2 separate regions of the Homo sapiens genome follow, and region 1 is linked to region 2. The links are chromatin loops, found by intact Hi-C in ENCODE. Cell type or tissue: body of pancreas. All regions are shown on one strand. Each heading gives the region's core, and the rest is flanking DNA. Links, peaks and the distances in the headings are about the cores only.

Region 1 (4,393 bases), core at 257-4,256, 600 kb after region 2:
TGAGAATGACCCTGGAGTTGCCACTAGCACTAAAACAGGCTGAGGCTGCTCTACTTATAATCAGTTCATAATCAACTCATAAACTTGACCCCTCCCCTCCACCCATGCACTCAGGCCTGACCCAGGCAAAAGTTACAGGGCTGAGTCTTCCATCAACTACACGCCATGCAGTACCCAAGAAAGTGCACACTTATGGGGATTATGGTGAGGAAGAAAGCAGTCACCATCCTTGCTGGACTTCCATCACTCCATTAGCAGAATTTAAGTAGCCGTTATGCCCCAGGCCTCCCCTGGTCACATGTCTTCCCCTTCCCCACACACCACAGGAGTGTTACCAATTTTAACCTAAACCCATCTGGGTGAAGATGCTTGGGGAGAGGGAAATTGGAGTGAGAGGCAGCACACGTTGTGATGGGCTTGAACAGGTTCTAGAAGAGGCATGACATGAATATTGCCAAACATGGCCAAAGGCTTATAAAAGACCTGGCTTTGCAGCAAAGAAAACAAAAGTCTGGGTAAAAGATTGTGAAGGCTGCATCTACTTAGACATTGCTGTTCATGAGTGTGCAGATGGATGGCCTGGCATGCACATGTTGTGCACACTGAGCTTCCAGCTCCCCTGAACGCACCCACACAACACTCGCTAACACTCAGGGCTGAATCCCAGCTGTCAGCATGGCATCTCTACCCAACATGTGGCCTTTTTTCCTCTCTGGACTGCTCCAGCCTCAGCTGAGAGATGATTCTGGCCTGATAACTACAGCTTTGTTTTGTGAAAACAGAGACGCAAGCATCAGTTCCTTCTTCTGCCCAGAGGTCTCAAGGAGTTTGGACAGGGGTATCATGGGGGCAGGGAACACAGGGAAAAAGAGAGAGCGGGGAGGAAATGAGGAACAGGTAAGAAATGCATTGCTGTTGAAAAAAAGAGCTCTCTTCAGCCAATAATAACAGCTGAGGTTGTCTGAGCACTTACTTTCTCCCAGGCACTGTGCTAAACACGTTTGTTACTCAGTCCTCAGACACTCCCATGAGTTCAGTTTAAGAATTCCCATTCCACAGAACATGGAAAGGGTGCTCCAACAATTATGTTGCTGCAGATTAGCTCATTCTCAATCTAACCAATAAACATGACCCTAGGGTAGAATGTAAAGTGATTTAAATGGAACACCTGCCTTACAGAAGATCCTTTCCACTCAGCATTTGGGAGGGGAGAGGATTTTTTTATTCAATTTGGATGGCTAATTAGTTATCACAATGACTGAGGAATGGGAAGGTGCCACTGGCATTTAGCGGAAGAAGTCCAGGATGCTAAAAACATCCTATGCTCTAGAGAACAATGCTCTAGTCAAGAAACATGAGAACTGTATGCCCCTTGGCTCCCCTATCTCTATAGTGTGGACATCACCTGCCTCATCAGCTTATAATGAGGATTGAATGACTCACCATCTGGAAGGTACCAGTTCCCACAATTTAGCAGAAGCTGTCAGTGCCCCAACCATACCCTTTGGCTATGTACTGTTTCTGAGCAGGCTGGCCTGACCTCCACCAGCCAGCATCTGTATCTCCCTTTCCACAAGTTTTTCTGGCCATGAAAGCACACCAGAACCTCCCATCACGAGACAAACTCAAGGCAGCCTGGGGCCCTCCACCAGTGGCTGGTGGGAGTTGGTGTATAAACACGCAGCTACCTCACTCTTTGGAGAGACAGAGCTGAGACTCATGTTCTGCACTGTTTACAGAGTTCCCCAGTAGGATTAAACTCCAGTTTCCTACAGTGGTAACCAGCTTCCTTTCCTTCTCTCTCAAGCTCACCACTCTCTATGGTGCTCTCTGGGACCATTTCCCAGTTAAACCATTTGCTTACAAATCCCTGTCTCTGAGTTGCTCCTCAGGAAGCTGAATCTAAGACACACAGTGAACAGTGAACTGTGACCCCCTTACTTCTGTGCCCTGGTTAGTTTGTATGTTTTTTTTCAACCTAGAGCGCCCATTATGTGTGTGTCTTCTTGTGCAGGTCTGCTCATTTTAATAACTGTGTACTGTGAATTATGTTGGTTCCTCTCTCTGGCTCGTTAGCAACATTATTGAAAATTGGGTAGGGAGGGCAGCCCAGGAAACCTCACAAACAGGAGGTGATTCTTTCCCAGACAATGCAGGCACTGCCATTTCTGCTTTGGGACTGAGAAACTCCCCCACCCCCAGCCCCCACCAGCCAGGAAGAAGAGTGGATCCTTGTGGTACAACAGCAAAAGGGACGTGCAGGTCCCAGGAAGCTCAGAGAGCTATGTTTGGGGAGGCCTCTGTCTGACCTCACATAAGCAACAGAGCTGTACTGCCCAAATAGTCCCTCCTGAACACAGCAGGGCTAGAAGCTGGCTTGGGAGAACATCAGAAGAGGATGAGGGCCCTGCCCTTGAGAAAGGAACCAAAGCACTACTAACTAAAGGGACAATCAAGCAACTGTGCAACCCAAAACCCATAGTTCACAATGAACAGCACAGCTGCATTTAGGCAGTGCTGGTTTCAAAGCTGGTCCTTTGCCTGTTTTTTTGTTTTTGTTTTTGTTTTTGTTTGAGAAAGGGTATGGCTCTGTCACCCAGGCTGGAGTGCAGTGGTGCAATCTCATCTCCCTGCAACCTCTGCCTGCCGGACTCAAGCGATCCTCCCACCTCAGACTCCTGAGTGGCTGGGACTACAGGCGCACACCACCATGCCCAGCTAATTTTTTTGTCGAGATGGGGTTTCGCTGTGTTGCTCAGGCTGGTCTCAAACTCCTAGGCTCAAGCAATCCTCCTACCTCGGCCTGCCAAACTGCTGCAATGGTCCTTTGCCTCTCGAATTTGTGCCTAATTTACTTTCATTCCCACCCCTAGAGCTGTTTTATGTCTTCCAAGTTTATGCCCTTCATGGGGAAGTGAAGCCACATCCAAATGGTTGGGGAAATGTCCTGAAGAGCTGAATATCTGCCACCTCACCTGCATGGCTCTCGTGCTCGCAGCCAGGCTGCAGGACTCCAAAGCCACCCCTGGGAACCTCTGAGCCCTTGTTGCCTATGATGTGCGGTGGACACTTAAGGAAATTGCCAAGGGACAAATCTGGTCACCTCACATCGACCTGCTTTGCTATATAATCCATCGGCTCCAGGCCTGCCCTGCACTTACCCTCAACGAGTCCGTGAGCAAGACACCTCAACTGCTAAAGTCTCACATTCTGCAAGTGCAAAGTAGGATTCTTTTTTTTTTTTTTTTGAGATGGAGTTTTGCTTTTGTTGCCCGGGCTGGAGTGCAGTGGCATGATCACCGCTTACTGCAACCTCTGCCTCCCAGGCTCATGCAATTCTCGTACCTCAGCCTCCCAAGTAGCTGGGATTACAGGCGTGTGCCACCACACCCGGCTAATTTTTTTTTTTTTTTTTTAGTAGAGACGGGGTTTCACCATGTTGGCCAGGCTGGTCTCGAACTCCTGATCTCACGTGATCCGCCCACCTCGGCCTCCCAAAGTAAGATTCTAATCATAACCACTCCTTAGCGTCATTTTGAGGATTAAATGAGATAATATACAGAAGCAGCAGACATGAGTTCCTGATGTGTAGGATCCAACTAATAAACATTAGCCAGGAGTAAGAAATAGTTTGAGCAGCAATGGTCACAGCAGCAACAGAATGGTAGGGGTAGTTAAGAGCTTGGAATCGGCTGCTTTCCTGTATCCTCTCTAGTAGCTGGCACAAACTCTGCACAAAGTGCACACTCAATAAATATTTGCATGAAAGCATTGAGTAAACCAAGCCAGGCTGAAGATGTTTAAAGCTACTGTTTACTGTGTCCTTATCAGATACCAGGCCCTGGGGTGAGCACATCATTTAGATTTCCTCACATGATCTTTTAATTCACTCCCCGGCTTCTGTGGTTTCCTTCCATGGGGAGCGAGCTCAGCCTGCTGAGACACTCCCGGCTCTTCACCTCAGTACATCTTTAGAGGGAGAAGCATCTGAGTGGGGAATTGGGAGGAGAAACTGGGCATGCACGGCCCTCCCTGTTCCCACCACCTCCTCCCCTTTGGGGGCTTCACTGTCTCACTCTATGAGCTTTACAGGGGCTGTGAAGATCCAGGGATCCTGGCGGCCAGGTAGGTCTGTGAACTCTGGGGCTACACGTCAGGGAATCCCCTGGCCTGTAGAGGTAAGCTACGTGTTATACAACCTGGCCTTTGTTGTAAGGAAGGTGATTTGGGACCTCCATATGCTGGCTCTTTTATCTTATTCAAGAATTGGTTCAGACCCAGGTGGGGAAGGGTGGTACTATCTTTTGACTCCCTATAACGTAATTCCTATACCAACTCCAGAGGTGAGTAACAGCATCCCGTATTTCCCCATGTAGTGGGTTAAATGACTTGC
Region 2 (4,393 bases), core at 293-4,292:
TGAAGTGGCAGGGTGCCCTTGGTTCTTATTTACCAGGGATTCACCAGGGTGGGCCCTGAGCCTCCCAGGAGGCTGCCACACATGGTCCTGTGCTCCCCCAGTGGCTCGCATGCCAGCAACCAGAACTGAGGCACCTTCTCTTCATGTACCTCATGACTTGGGTGAGTCTCAGTGTATTTATGGGGTTTCGGGGAAATCACAGAATGTAAAAGAACAGAAGCAGAGAAGATGGTGGGTTAGTTACTAGAAGGAAATCTTTACAGGTTTCCCCATTATAGAGCAGAAACTTCTGTACAGGAAAAGTAAAAGACCCACTCCAGCAATTAAACATGAATTGAAATAAAGGTTTCCAGAAGCACTGAGAAGTTTGTCCCTTGACTTGTGGCACATGGTTTCTACTAGTCTCAGTCACCACATCCAGTCTCGTTTATCTCCATCTTCCATCCTTGTAGCTCGATTTTCCCAAGATTCGTGTCTAGTCCCAAAGTTATTCTTTTCCACTAGCTTTCACATCCTCTGATCATGCCAATGGAAAAGTCTCCATTTACAGCCAGTGTTTCTTTAACACTTCTCTAACCCTACTAATCTCCCCTTTTAATACAAAATAGGCCGTACGCTCTTGGATTTTTGACAAACAGCAATGTCTAGCTAATAAAGTTTGTAGTTTTTAAAAAGCTGTGTGTTTTTTTTTTTTTTACAATTATTTCCCTATGGCTGGTGATGATAGCTTTCCATGAAGATGTAGAGTTTTCTTTTAAAAAAAATGTATTAAAACCAAGGAATCAATTTAAAGAAAATGCTAAGTGGTTGCAGAAAGTACATAGCTATAGCAAAATTGGTGAAGGTGGCACTTGGAAATGGCAGACATTTGGGGAACACTCATACAGCGGTTCTTCTTAGCTGCTTCTCCCCACCCCCAACCCCCTTCTTTCTCCCAGTGGGAAGAATAAGAACTTCCATTTAACTGCTCTGTGCTGCTTTTGTACTGCAGGATACAAGGTAAGTTGCAAAATATTAGATCATTGAGGTCTCTATATGTGGGCATAAGTAACTTGAAGGGGGAAAGCAAAGAACCCATGGTTAATTTCAAGCCCCCAAATCCCTCCTGATCCCTGATCAATGTCAGTGTATGTATTTATAGAGTTGACACCAGTAATACCAACTTATTTGGTCTTATTGCTTACCCACTCAGCCCTGACGCCATTCTCATCTCCAGCCACCACCTTTTCCTTATTTCAGCCACACCATGTCCCCTTCTGTTTTCCGAACACCTCAGCCCCTGCATGCCTCTGACCTCTGTTCGAGTGGTTTCCCTCCTGCAGCTTTTCTGCCCATTGCAAGCCTCCTCATCTCTCCATTGGCAAGGCTTCCATGAAGCCTCCCCAGATCCCCAGCTAGAATGGCTGGTTCCCTCTTTAGTGCTCCTGTGACAGTTTGCTTACACCTTCCTCACTTGTCCTGTCAAATCTGGGGCTCAGTAGAATGAGGGATTGTGAACCTCAGTTTCCAGGTCCAGCACTGCGTCCACTGGCTTTGGAGCCTTCATTAGATCTCTTTGAGGACTCCTGGTCTCCACTTCTTCATCTAGCAGCTGACAGTTTGGATGTGGTGGGAGTATTTGGATGTGGTGGGAGGGTTTGGATGTGGTGGGAGTGTTTGGATGTGGTGGGAGTGTTTGGATGTGGTGGGAGTCTTTTGTTTGTTTTCTTGGGTTTTGTTTGTTTGTTTTTGAGATGAGGTCTCGCTGTGTTGCTTAGGCTGGTCTTAAACTCGTGGGCTGAAGTGATTCTCCCACCTTAGTCTCTTGAGTATCTGGGATTACAGGTGCACACCGCTGTACCCATCTGGTGGTGAGAGTCTTTTTGGCCTTACAGTATGTAAGTTTATGGAGGTGTTAGTGTTATTTCTGTAATGTTCTTTTCTCCTACCAGATTGTAAAATCTTGAGCAAAAGATCCCCAATTCCCAACACCTCTCACTCCTGCCTAGTAGATGATTAGTGATCCAGTAATGGTTTCCTGAATAAAAAAATGTTCATTTGAGAGGGCTAAAACCTCTAGAGTTCTAAACTCTGCTGCCTTTTCTTGATAGCAGGCATATTACATTTTATATGTTCCCATAACTGTAGCTACTCAAAGCGTTTCTGTGTATTTCAACCTTTTTTCACACATTTAGTTTGAAGCAAAACAAAGCTGTCATTTTTAATGTGAGCAGCAGGGGGCAACATTCTCCCAGGAATTGCCTTGTGATTCACTAGGCCTTGGCAGTGTAAAGAGAGGACATGGGCATGAGTTTTTTATCAGTCTACCAGACATCTTACTGATGAACTGTGCTGGCAGGAGCTAAATATGATCTAGCGTGACCTAAAACCCCAGAGTGCCAAAATTTGGGTGTTAGGGAATACCTGCCTGTTTTAAAAGAAGGAAGAAAATATGGTACCTAGCGGCATATACTAGATGCTAAACACATGAGTGGCAAGAACTAGGAACTGAGGGGAAAGAGGGTGGTGACTGCAGCTTTCAGGGGAGATTTAAATGAGGAGAAATCTGTTGGACAAGGAAAACTTCAGTTCATGAGAAATATCTAGCTTTTAATGAGTATTGCAGGTGTGGGGGCAGCTTAGAGCAGAGGGACCCCAATTATCCAGTGTACCGCCTGGGATTGAATGAGCAGTGTGGCCAAGATGACAATGGCAGATTTCTCCTTTCCTCACATTTGGGTTTTCACTGCAAAGGCTCATTTGGCGCTTCACACATTTATAAAGTAGAGCCTTGGTTCTGGATTTGCTGGTGGCATTAGATGATCCGGGAATATTGCCTTCTCTCTCTCATGCCTTGGTAAAATTTACCTCAATGAGGTTTGGAGGCAACTGTGAGATTTTTCTTGGACATTTAAAAATTATGAGGGTAGAAAACCTTGCAAGAAAATGGCATTTTGATTTTTTTTCCTCCAGAGGAAGAAATTTTTACTTGACATTTTAAAAATGTAAAGTAGCTTTGGCATCAACGTAGTTGGTATCTCTTTCCTGCTCTTCCCCTGGCCAGTTTTTCTTCATGCCTTTGGCCCCTGGCTGCAGTTTTGTCTCTTTTGTAATGGGAATCATGCAGGTGCCTTCCTATGGCTTTGGCGTTTCTTTCACCTGCAACAAGTTATAGTCAGAACCATTCATCCAAACCCTTCACATTCCTCCCCAGGTCGGAGTGATCCCTGAGGGATGGACTCGCATAGGGCCTTCCACGGGCACAGGCAAGGCTCCAGGTGCTTGGCACTTTCGTCTATTTTAAGCCTGTTCTGCCTTGCAGCAGGGAGGTGGGTCTAGGGTCCAGTATGTGCTGTGGATATTAAGAGACTTCAAGGACGCTTCCCCCCATTTATCTCGGTTATGTCCCCTGCTAAAATAGGTTAACGGTGTCTAATTAACCACTGAACATTGTCATGCTGCATAAAGATAGCATCCTGGCTGTTCTCTGAGCCGTGGTACTTTATCTCCATTTAGATCTCTGCAGTATTCCATTAAACTCGAGAGAAACATTTTAACTGAGGTGATGTCTACATTAGGGCTGCCTTTTACCCTTCAGCACATAACCCATGTAGCAGCAGTTAAGGCCTCTTCTGTCTGGTGAAGGGAATCCAGGTTGTTTTGCGGCCTCTTCCCCAGAAGTTCATGGGGTCCCTGCAGTTGGGGGTCATAACTACCTGCTAGTCCCACTCGATCATGATGGCCAGATCAGGCCCCCTGATGCAGCAGGGAGGAGACAGACCCTGCAGGCAGGAATAAAACTATGAGGATCCAAGATTCTGCCATGGTCCCATGTGGCTGAAGTCACAGATGTGCCACTGGGATCCAGCTTGTGCTCAGCTGCCCAAATCACACCGTCAAATGTCAGTGTGGGCTCCAAATGCCAAAGAAAGGGATTACATTTGAGCAAAAGAATTTCAAAAAGGGAGGAATATGGAGAGAAAGGTGACTTAGCTAGATGGGTCTCTTTTTTGCCATGATGCACACTGTTGCGTTGTAAATAAAACATATAATAAATCACAGAACAATTAAGCCAACATTAACTACCAGATCATCAGGACTGACAAAGCTACAGCCCTACTATAAGTTGAAAAGTTGTCCCCGTCCTGAAAATATTAGTTGGATTTGAAGCAGAGGAGCATTTCCCATGCTGTTGAAATGCCCGCATGTCTCCATGGTGTAAGGGTTGGGAACTGAGCTTTGGAGTCAGACACCCTGCTTGCATTCTGGCCCTACCACTTTCTAGGTAGGTAACCTTAGGCAGGTTACTTACCTCTCTTGAGCTCCTCCTCTGTGAAACAAAGAGAATAAAATAAGGTACTATAATACTGAAATAAGATAATGTATACTGTATAGGACATATGTGATTATATAA

Evidence for each region. Hi-C counts contacts between places; a loop is a spot of excess contacts. Peaks named below come from ENCODE experiments on the same cell type or tissue, not always from the same donor. Only the 100,000 strongest peaks of a DNase experiment are listed, where the experiment ranks them.
Region 1: a loop joins it to region 2, with 5 times the contacts of the local background. A loop is called at or near these places in 73 of 110 quality-filtered maps.

The regions. Positions count from the first base shown.
Region 1 is chr14:76,650,289-76,654,681 of GRCh38, forward strand. No RefSeq gene overlaps it. Among named protein-coding and RNA genes, the nearest start is that of VASH1, 110 kb to the right of the region's middle. In body of pancreas, for the core only: no CTCF peak of the experiment used is centred there; no DNase peak of the experiment used is centred there.
Region 2 is chr14:76,048,776-76,053,168 of GRCh38, forward strand. The region is part of intron 3 of IFT43 (intraflagellar transport 43); the gene reads left to right. Among named protein-coding and RNA genes, the nearest start is that of IFT43, 65 kb to the left of the region's middle. In body of pancreas, for the core only: a CTCF peak has its summit at 2,218 (motif pointing right); a DNase peak (open chromatin) is centred at 2,236.